Regions from separate parts of the Homo sapiens genome. Here region 1 is linked to region 2. Evidence: read pairs that join two places in POLR2A ChIA-PET (ENCODE). Cell type or tissue: OCI-LY7. All regions are shown on one strand. Each heading gives the region's core, and the rest is flanking DNA. Links, peaks and the distances in the headings are about the cores only. Region 1 has its middle 11 kb from the start of TMEM275. Region 2 holds the start of ATPAF1 (ATP synthase mitochondrial F1 complex assembly factor 1).

What was found. Peaks named below come from ENCODE experiments on the same cell type or tissue, not always from the same donor. Only the 100,000 strongest peaks of a DNase experiment are listed, where the experiment ranks them.
Region 1: POLR2A ChIA-PET joins it to region 2 with 5 read pairs; 4 of 35 experiments call an interaction of 5 or more read pairs at or near these places.

What each region holds. Positions count from the first base shown.
Region 1 is chr1:46,522,315-46,526,696 of GRCh38, reverse strand. No RefSeq gene overlaps it. Among named protein-coding and RNA genes, the nearest start is that of TMEM275, 11 kb to the left of the region's middle. RefSeq lists enhancers at 674-1,623, 1,624-2,574, 2,575-3,525, 3,526-4,382 and a cis regulatory region at 3,449-4,382. In OCI-LY7, for the core only: no CTCF peak of the experiment used is centred there; no DNase peak of the experiment used is centred there.
Region 2 is chr1:46,665,676-46,670,057 of GRCh38, reverse strand. It overlaps ATPAF1 (ATP synthase mitochondrial F1 complex assembly factor 1), which reads left to right and starts at 1,694. Exons shown (of 9, transcript NM_001394565.1): 1 at 1,694-2,001. The coding sequence starts at 1,736. It also overlaps the pseudogene NENFP1 and a transcript of TEX38 not described here. RefSeq lists enhancers at 1,245-1,394, 3,190-3,718, 3,719-4,248 and silencers at 1,907-2,077, 1,505-2,124. In OCI-LY7, for the core only: a CTCF peak has its summit at 1,902 (motif pointing right); a DNase peak (open chromatin) is centred at 1,617; H3K4me3 peaks cover 2,275 bases.

The sequences.
Region 1 (4,382 bases), core at 176-4,175, 140 kb after region 2:
AGCCAGGGAGGAGCTGGGGCGGAGGATGGGGGCAGCTCGAGTCAAAAAACGCTGACGCCAAAGACAATGAGCTCTCCGAGGCTGAGGCAACTCATTTGGTCCCGGCCACGCTTTATTAAATTCTCATAAACCTGTCAGGGGGGACAGGGCTCGCTTCAGTTTACCTCATTAGCCCGACACAATGACAGTGGTGGGGGGACAGGCAGGGTGGGGGTGCAACAAGGGGAGGCTGGCGCTCAGAGCTGAGAACTGAGCCAGCCGGGAAGATAATTGAATTAAGTGGCTTTTGTTAATGGTTTTTAAGACTCCAAAGTGTAAATAACATTTAGGGGCTTTCTTTTAATGGAGCTAGGGTTTTAGAGACCCAGGGAGCTTAGGGGAGGCCCAGCCTGGTCCCTGCCTTCTCCCCCACCCTAGGGGAGCTCCCGAGGGGAGAACTTGCCGGAGCCGCCCCAGGGATGCATTGCAGTTAGCCTTGGGAGGACCAAGGGGACTTCCCCAAGGGAAGGGGACAACATCATTGGAGCCAAAGAAGCTGAGACAACTTCCTGGTGAATCTTTGAAAAGAATCAGTGTACATGAGCAAAAGAGGGGATGGATGCAGGGGACTGTGACGACCTACCCAGTCCTGGAATGCTGCTGTCGGACAAAGTGGCCAGGGACGTCTCTGAGATGTTGCTGGAAGTATGGTCCTGGCCTCCTGGGGTCAATGTTCATTCCCCATGAGAGGTTAGTGGGAATGGAAGGTACTGGCTGTGTTGCCAGCAGGTAGTGAGCTCCCCATCACAGCGGATGTGGGAAGGCTGTGAGTTGGGGTATCCCCAAACGAGGCAGTGGATTAGACTAGATCCCAGGCTTGCTGAAGGCAACTGGACTTGATCCAAGCTGTAACAGGAACCTGAAAAGATGGCATGGTGAGCTCACTTCTCTGGGGGCACAAGGGCCTCGGGGAGCTGGGTGCCAGGGAACAGGGACACAGACAGGAGTTGAGAATCCAGCCCCTGGCTTTCCTCAGTCAACAGCTTCTCCCTCCCTGCACCCTGCAGACAAGACCAGGTTGGGGAGTTGGCTGGATTGAAGGCAAAGGGCTCTGGGCTAAGATCCCAAGGGGCTGGAGGTGAGATGGGGCAGGGCTGGCCCTGGGCCAGCCCACAAAGGGTTAAGGTGCTAATCGCCATGCATGCGACAAAGGGAAGTGGGTTTTCTGATCCAGAAAGGATCAGTCCCTGGGACGCCCCATCAGGCCCTTCAGCGTGAAATTACACCCCAGCGGGGGTGCTACCCTCCCCCTACACACACATTACCCGCCGGGCCTGGCACAGGATTAGGGCCCAGAGTCATCAGCGTAATAGATCGCACCTCCCCACCCCATTCCTTCCCCCAGGAGCCTTCAGTCCTGCCTCCGGGCCTGGGCCAGCCTCTTTCCTCACATCTGTCCACCTGGCAGTTGCACTGCCTGGTCATCTTGGCCTCACTCTTGGTCTAGTCATTCCATCTGTCTCCTCCAGCCATGCATTGAGCCCCCACCTCACTCCTGGTCACAGTGTCTTCATAACCTTTAATCGGCCTGCCAAAGGTACATTCCATTGCTTATGTATTTGTTGTCTGTCTTCCCCCTCGCACATCAGGTGCTGTCCTGCTCAGCACTGTATTCCCAGTGATGGGGGGGGGGGGGCTGCATCTTCCACGCAGGTGGTGCTCAGTCAACTAATGTTGACTTCCCATCCACCTCACAGAGACTGGGACATGGTCCCTAAACTCTGGATGTTGATGCCGAGAACTAGGAGACTGTGCCAGGACAGAGCCATGTCCTCTGGAAGAGACAGGAGGCTGTGGCATGGCCGCTGCCTTGGACCTAGCCTCATCTCTTAAAGATGGCATGAGGGAGGCAGGCAGGAAAAGTGAGAAGGCCTGCAAGGACAGAGGGTCCACCTGTCCTTGGGTGCTGTCCCAGGAGATCCGCTCACTCCACTGCCCCAGGCTGCTGTGCCTTTGCCCTCTGATGACCTCTAAGCCCCATCTGCACCCCCAGCCAGGAGGACCCAGCATGGGAAGAAGCTCTGAATGGAACAATTGAGGACACAGGATGATATCACATGGAAGACAAAACCCAGCAAGACTCTTGGAAACCAAGGCTGCCTGAGAAAGGCACCTGTATGGACCACCCTGACCAACCTCTACACAGGAGACAGAGGCCCAGAAAAAGCCAGGGCTTGCCCAAGTGTACTGCAAAGCCATGGCAGGGCCCAGACAGAAGCCTGGTTCCCTGAGGTCCTCAGCAGAGCTTGTCCCTCACATGCTCTTCCCAGTTAATTTAACAAGTTCAGTACTGGTTGAACACAAACTCCATACCAGGCTGTATGCCATGCCAGCTTCTGCCCAGGGAGCCCCATCTGGCAGTGGTTGAGAACTGTATATAGTGGTCAGAGGCATCAAGAGGAGGAGGGGCATCTCCCTCCCCTGTGATAATCTGGCAAGTCTTCCTGGAGCAGGTGGCATGTGGCTGGGCTCTGAAGAGTGAAGCCTGTCCCCAGGAGGAGGGACCGGCAGAGCAGAGGTATCCGGGGAGAGGGCACGGTGAGTGTGTGAGGTGCCACGCCAGCTGGGTGACACACTCCACAACAGCATGAATAGACATGTTCTGTGTGGCTCCCAGGCCAAGCCAGGCCTGATAAGGAGGCTACTGGGTGGCAGATTTCAGACAACATGAAGAAGAACTTTCCAACAGCCCTGGCGTAGGCTGCCCTGGAAGGTAGTGAGCTGCCCACCCCTTCAGGCTTGTGGATAGGAGCTGGGTATCAGTGATTCCTCCCCGGATGGAAGCCGAACTAGAGACCGGTGAGAATGTCTATTCTGAGAAACTGAAGCAGAAATGGCCAGACTTCAACAGGCCTGGCTCTTTAGTAGGCGACCTCTCCCCCACACCTTGTCCATCCTCCTGGGCTCTGCAGGCCCCTGGTGGCTGGAGTGTGGGAGAGGGAGGTAACAAGGCAGACAGAAGAATGACTGCTTTTTCAGTTATTCTTCTATGTATCTATGGCTTCCACCCAACCCAGCAGGGTGGGGCGCTTAAATCAGGCTCAGAAGTTGTCCAAAGCCCCACTTAAAAAAAAAATAGGGACAGAGGGCTGGGCATGGTGGCTCACACCTGTAATCCCAGCACTTTGGGAGACCAAGGCTGGCGGATCACTTGAGCTCAAGAGTTCAAGGCCAGCCTGGGCAACATGGTGAAACCCCACCTCTGTCAAAAAATACAAAAATTAGCTGGGCATGGTGATGTGTACCTGTAGTCCCAGCTGCTTGGGAGGCTGAAGTGGAAGGATGGCTTGAGCCCAGGAAGGTGAGGCTGCAGTGAGCTGTGATCATACCACTGCATTTCAGCCTGGGTGACAGAGTGAGACCCTGTCTTTAAAAAAATGAATAGGGACTGAGGCCCAGAGAAGGGCTTTTCCAATAGCCCACAGTCCAAGAGGCAGGCTGGGGCTTGCAGGCTGCGCGGTCCTTTCTAGGCAGCTTACCGAGGGCAGACTGAAGGTAAACCTGAAGGAGGTGAACCTTTCAGACGTCTCGCGGGCCCTGCCTCCACAGGGGCTGTGCATGCTAAGGAGACAGCGAGGGGCGGGCCGATGAGCACCTGCCTTTACCTCCCCTTAATCTCCCGTGTCGTCAAGTTTCCGCCTCAGCCCCCTGTCGTGAAGCTTCTGCCTCAGGTACCCTGGATTCTTCCTGAAGCACTGGGGCTCCTGTGTTCTGGAGTTCTCTTCAGGAGAATCCTAAGGTAAAAAAGAATGTGTTCCCTCCCTCCTGGCTGCCCAGCACATGCTGTGCAGAGGCCAGGAGATGGGCAGGGTGACCTGGGAAGGACCCAGGCCTGCGGGTCTATCGTCCCGCTTAGATGAGACCAACAACAAAGAGCAGCTTGTACACACACTCACACCCACGTGCACCCACACACGCCCACACAGGCTCTTTCCAAGAACAGCTCTTCAAGCCTGGCTGCCAAGATAAAGGAGCCACGGGGCGGTCAACCCCAGGAGGAAATATCGCTTCTGCAACTTTTGTTGTTCAGAGGTCTTTGTGAAATCTCCAGACTCTTCTTGGAAAGGATCCCAGGCTGAGGTGGCAGTTTCCCGCAGCGGGAGACATGGGTGAGGGCCACGCAGCCTCCCCGGCCTGGAAGGAGCTGGGGGAGGAGAGCCCCAGGGGGCCGGGCTTGGAGTCATTAGTGGTGGCAACAGAAGCTTAATCCTTCACTTCCATTATTACCGCACTCAACTCCCACAAGCCTGGGGGTAGACAGAGACCTCCCCATTTTACAGATGATGAAACAGAGGTTCCCAGAAGCCTAGCAGCTTATTAAATAGTCCACAGTGAGTCAGTGC
Region 2 (4,382 bases), core at 86-4,085:
AATTAGTCACCCTTGGGAGAGTTTCCATCCTTGCCTCCACATATCCTAAATCCCACCAGCAGCCAGCATGATCCTTTTAAAAAGTAGATCATGTTACTCCACTGCTTAAAACATATAGTAACTTCCGATCTCATTCGATTTAAAATCAAAGTCCTTAACCAAGGCCTAAGCAATCTAACTAGCCCTCCCTATACCTTCTTGGTCTCATTTCTGCTGCTGTGCCCTCACTCATTCAGACTCAATAACCTCCTCATCAGGGCCTTTGCACTTGCTGTTTCCCCTACCTGGAAGGCTCTTCCCCCAGCATTCCCACATTACCTTCAGGTCTCTGCTCAAGTGTCCCCTTATCTCTATCTCTCTTGGCCTGCTGTTTTTCTGCATACCATGTAGCATCACCTAACATTATATATTTACTGTCTGTTTCACTCCACTAGAATGTAAGCTCAATGAATTAATATAAACAAGGATCTAAGAACTTCAGATAATGATAACTGCTATAAAGAGAATGCAATAGAGTGATGGGATAAAGACTATAAAGAGATGGAGGGGTTGTCATTTAGGTCCCTTGGAGGTGCTTACATGTGAACTGAGCCCTTAGATGATGAGGAGGCAGCCACATGCAGATCCACAGAGAAAACAGCAAGTGTTAGGAGTGTGAGCCAGGTATGGGCTGGCATACTTGAAGGACTTATTCATCTTCCATTACACTGTTCCTCGCACAGGGCAGGGCTCAGGGCTGATCTCCATGAGCATAGGTTGGATTGAGCAGAGTTGAAGGCTCTGCCCCTGTCCCAGGAGGGGCTTCAATCAGACAAAACCCAGACAAGAAGGACCTGATGATGAGTACTGTCCCAGAGAGCCCACTCCAGGACTGGCCCTGTTCTGTGAGCAGGTGGGACACAGAGATGTTAATGTCACTGTCCCTGACCCTAGGAGCTCACACCTGGTTCAGACGGTAAGGAAGATTGTGGCATTTGGGTTGAGAGAATGGAAGGAGAGAGGATTCCAGGGGTCAAAAAGGGCCTGAATAAGGACTCTTCAAGGAGTAATCCTGGTGTTTCTTTGGGAGAGAATAGGTCACTGTGGCTGGAGTTCAAGGAGGATGTCAGGAAGCAGAGGAAAAGGAGGCTTGGGAGGCAGCTGCCATCTTGAAAAGAGCTCAGCTGTCGGGTAGAACTTGAACAAGTCACATAATTACTCTCGGCCTCAGTTTCCTTATTTGTTAGATGAGGATAATACTGCCACACAGAGTATGAAGCCGCTCAGTGTCCTGCACATAGCAACCTCAGTAAAGAGAAGCTTGCTGCTGTGATTATAGTTGATGAAAAGACCTTCGATGCTGAAGGACGGACTACTACATCGAGTGCCTGGCACTACAGCGAGTGCCAGGGGCAAGCACCGCGAGGACATGGAGATCCGCTGGCTTTAGAGAACGGACTTGGCGCGCAGAGGCTGCTGGTCCCAGAGGGAGGAAGGGCGTTGAATTTGGGCAGCCTCCCTGGAGGAGGCGGGCCGTGGCATACACAGGGCGGCGAGAGCGCGCAGTGCCGGGGCCAGAGCGGCGCGCCCCCTCCTCCCCGCCCCGCCTCGCCGCTATCCCGCGCCCGGAACCTTGGGCGCGCGGAACCTCGGTGCCGGAGCGCGGGCGCGGCGCACTCGGAGCGGGATGGAGCGGGCGCGCGGGCCGCGGGCCGAGGCCGACGCGCCTGAGGAGGAGGAGGAGGCGGGGGCGGCCATGGCTGCTGTGGTGGTGGCGGCTGCGGGTGGCGCGGGACCGGCGGTCCTGCAGGTGGCCGGTCTCTACCGGGGCCTGTGCGCGGTGCGCAGCCGCGCCCTGGGCCTGGGGCTCGTGTCACCCGCGCAGCTGCGCGTCTTCCCAGTGCGCCCCGGCTCGGGCCGGCCCGAGGGGGGCGCCGACAGCAGCGGGGTCGGGGCCGAGGCCGAGCTCCAGGCCAACCCTTTCTACGACCGCTACCGCGACAAGATCCAGCTGCTGCGCAGGTGCGGGCCTGGGTTGGCTGGAGGCGGGCAGGAGGCGGGAGGAGGGGCGGCCCGGGCTGCTGGGCCTTAGGACAGCCCTGTGAGGTGGGCACTAGTACTGTCCCAGCTCTTCAGATGATGTAGCCAGGCTCCGCGAGGCTAGGTCACTTGCCCAAGATCACACAGCTAATTGGTGTCAGAGCTGGGAGTCTCTGCAAAGCCCTGGCTCGTTCCACGTTTGTCTGCTTTGGTTCTCCAAACGCTAAGGTGGACTCTTATGACAGCCCTGAGGCAGGCAGCTCAGAGACACCTGTCCTCATTATAGAAATGGGAAAACGCCTTCTAGAGAAGGGACTTGACTTGCTCAAGGTCACATATTAAGATAGCTGAGGCCTGGCTCAGAGCTGGAGTTCCCAGGCTGGTGGTAGCTTAGGGCCTTGACTGCAAGGAAAGGCGACTGGGGATGGGAGGAGGGCATCAAAGACTAATAGTGTCACAGTCGGATCACCCATTGAACCCTCTTAAGGAGACTGAGGATCAGCGAGAGTAAGAGACTTGCCAAAGGTCACACAGCTGTTTGGGATTTGTCTGACTCTGAGTCCAGGGTCCCTAACACCACCTCTTAGCTTCCAGAGGGAAGGATCTGGAGCTTAGAGGGGCTTAAGGTGCATATGAGGGGCTATAGGAGCATCTGAAGAGTTCAAGTGGGAAGAGCTAAAGGAGATCAGAGGTGAAAATTAAAGGGGCTTGGGAGAGAATTTAGCAGGGTAAGAAGGTAGTTGTCTTATGAAAGGAAACCAAAGACTTAGTACTGTAAATTTGAGTTCTGTCTCATCTCTACTTCCACTGCCTTAATCTACTCCATCATCGTCACCTGGGCTGTTGCCATTATCCTCTAACTAGAGTTCCCTACTTCCATTCCTGGACTACTTTACCCCAGTTCCTCTCACTGCTACTGTAGTGATCTTTCTTGCCATTTGAAACAGTTATGCAGTAAATGAATGAGTATTTTTGCTCTCCTTCCAGCAGCATTGAGATAGTCTCAAGTATTTGTCATCTTAAAAGCCTTTCTTTGATGTACATTCCCCTCCAGGCTTCTCTCGTTGATCTGTATTTGATCTGTTTTACACACAAGCATCTCTGAAGAGTTGTCTACTTGTACTTTGAATACTTTATCAGCATCCATTTATTCTTACCCACTCATGAACAAATAAATAACTGGTTTTACCGTCCTTCCCCACTGGATCATTCCCATCAACATTTACACATACTGTTATCCCCCCACTGACCTCTAAATAACATCCAAACTCCTTAATGTTTCACACAAGTTCCTCATACCCTAGTCCCTGCCAGTCTCTCTCTAGTTTTATCTGTTAGCAAACTTCCTTTGAAAAAGAATGGAGAGGAGGGGATGTTCCAGGTAAGGGGAGCAGCAACATAAACAAAGGTACAGAGGCATGAAACCACCTTAACCATTTGGGGATGTTTGAGCAAATTTTCATCATAATACCTGTTGTACTTTCATTTGTTTACTTTTATGCCTGTCTCTCCCACTGGATAGTGAGCTCCTTGAGGTAGGGAGTCTGACTTATTTATTTCTATATCCTCAGATCCCAGCAACAGCTTCACTGCCCAGGCTGTCCCTTGCCCTCTCTACCCCTTCACTATGGCAGGCCCAGTTGCAGCTGTAGCCACTAGCAGGGTTGACCCTGGTCCTGGTACAGCCCCCAGGGCTGCTTGCAGCTCTGGCCAGGCAGGTGCCATGCCCGACTAAGCAGAAACCCCTGGTGAGGCTCTTTATTGAGGAGGAGCCGGCCCACTACAGAGAGAAGAAAAACATCCCATCTACATGACAGTGAAGGGAGTGGTGTTTTATGTCACCTCCAGAAAGGAATTTTATGGAAGAAGGGGCCCCCTATAATGCATTGACCAGGAAAGTCCACCAGAGGGATAGCCAAGATGTCCCTGGGTCCTCCAGACCTCACCCATGAAACTCTGGGTCTCATGGCCAAAGAGCTGGAATCCCTGGATGATATCTTCACCAAAGTGTACAAAACCAAATATCCCATGGTTAGCTACACAGTCTGAAGAATTCTTAATAGGGACAGCACCCCAGCCTGGACTTCAAACCTGAAGACCAACCCCATTTTGACATAAACAATGTGTTCTGTTGTTTCATCTCCAAGAGCAGCTTCTTTGGAGGGTAGGTTAGGGAGATACTCAGATGCTAAATCTTCTGCAAAATAGGCTACCTAAAGCCTCTGAATCACCAGGATCTGAATAAAGCAGATGTTTAACCTGGTTGGGGGGACATATTTTCAAGAACTGGATGTATTCAAGTAAAAGCTTGACACCTAGTAAGGAGGCTATAGGATTCTTGTCTGAAGAGGTGATCCAGCAAG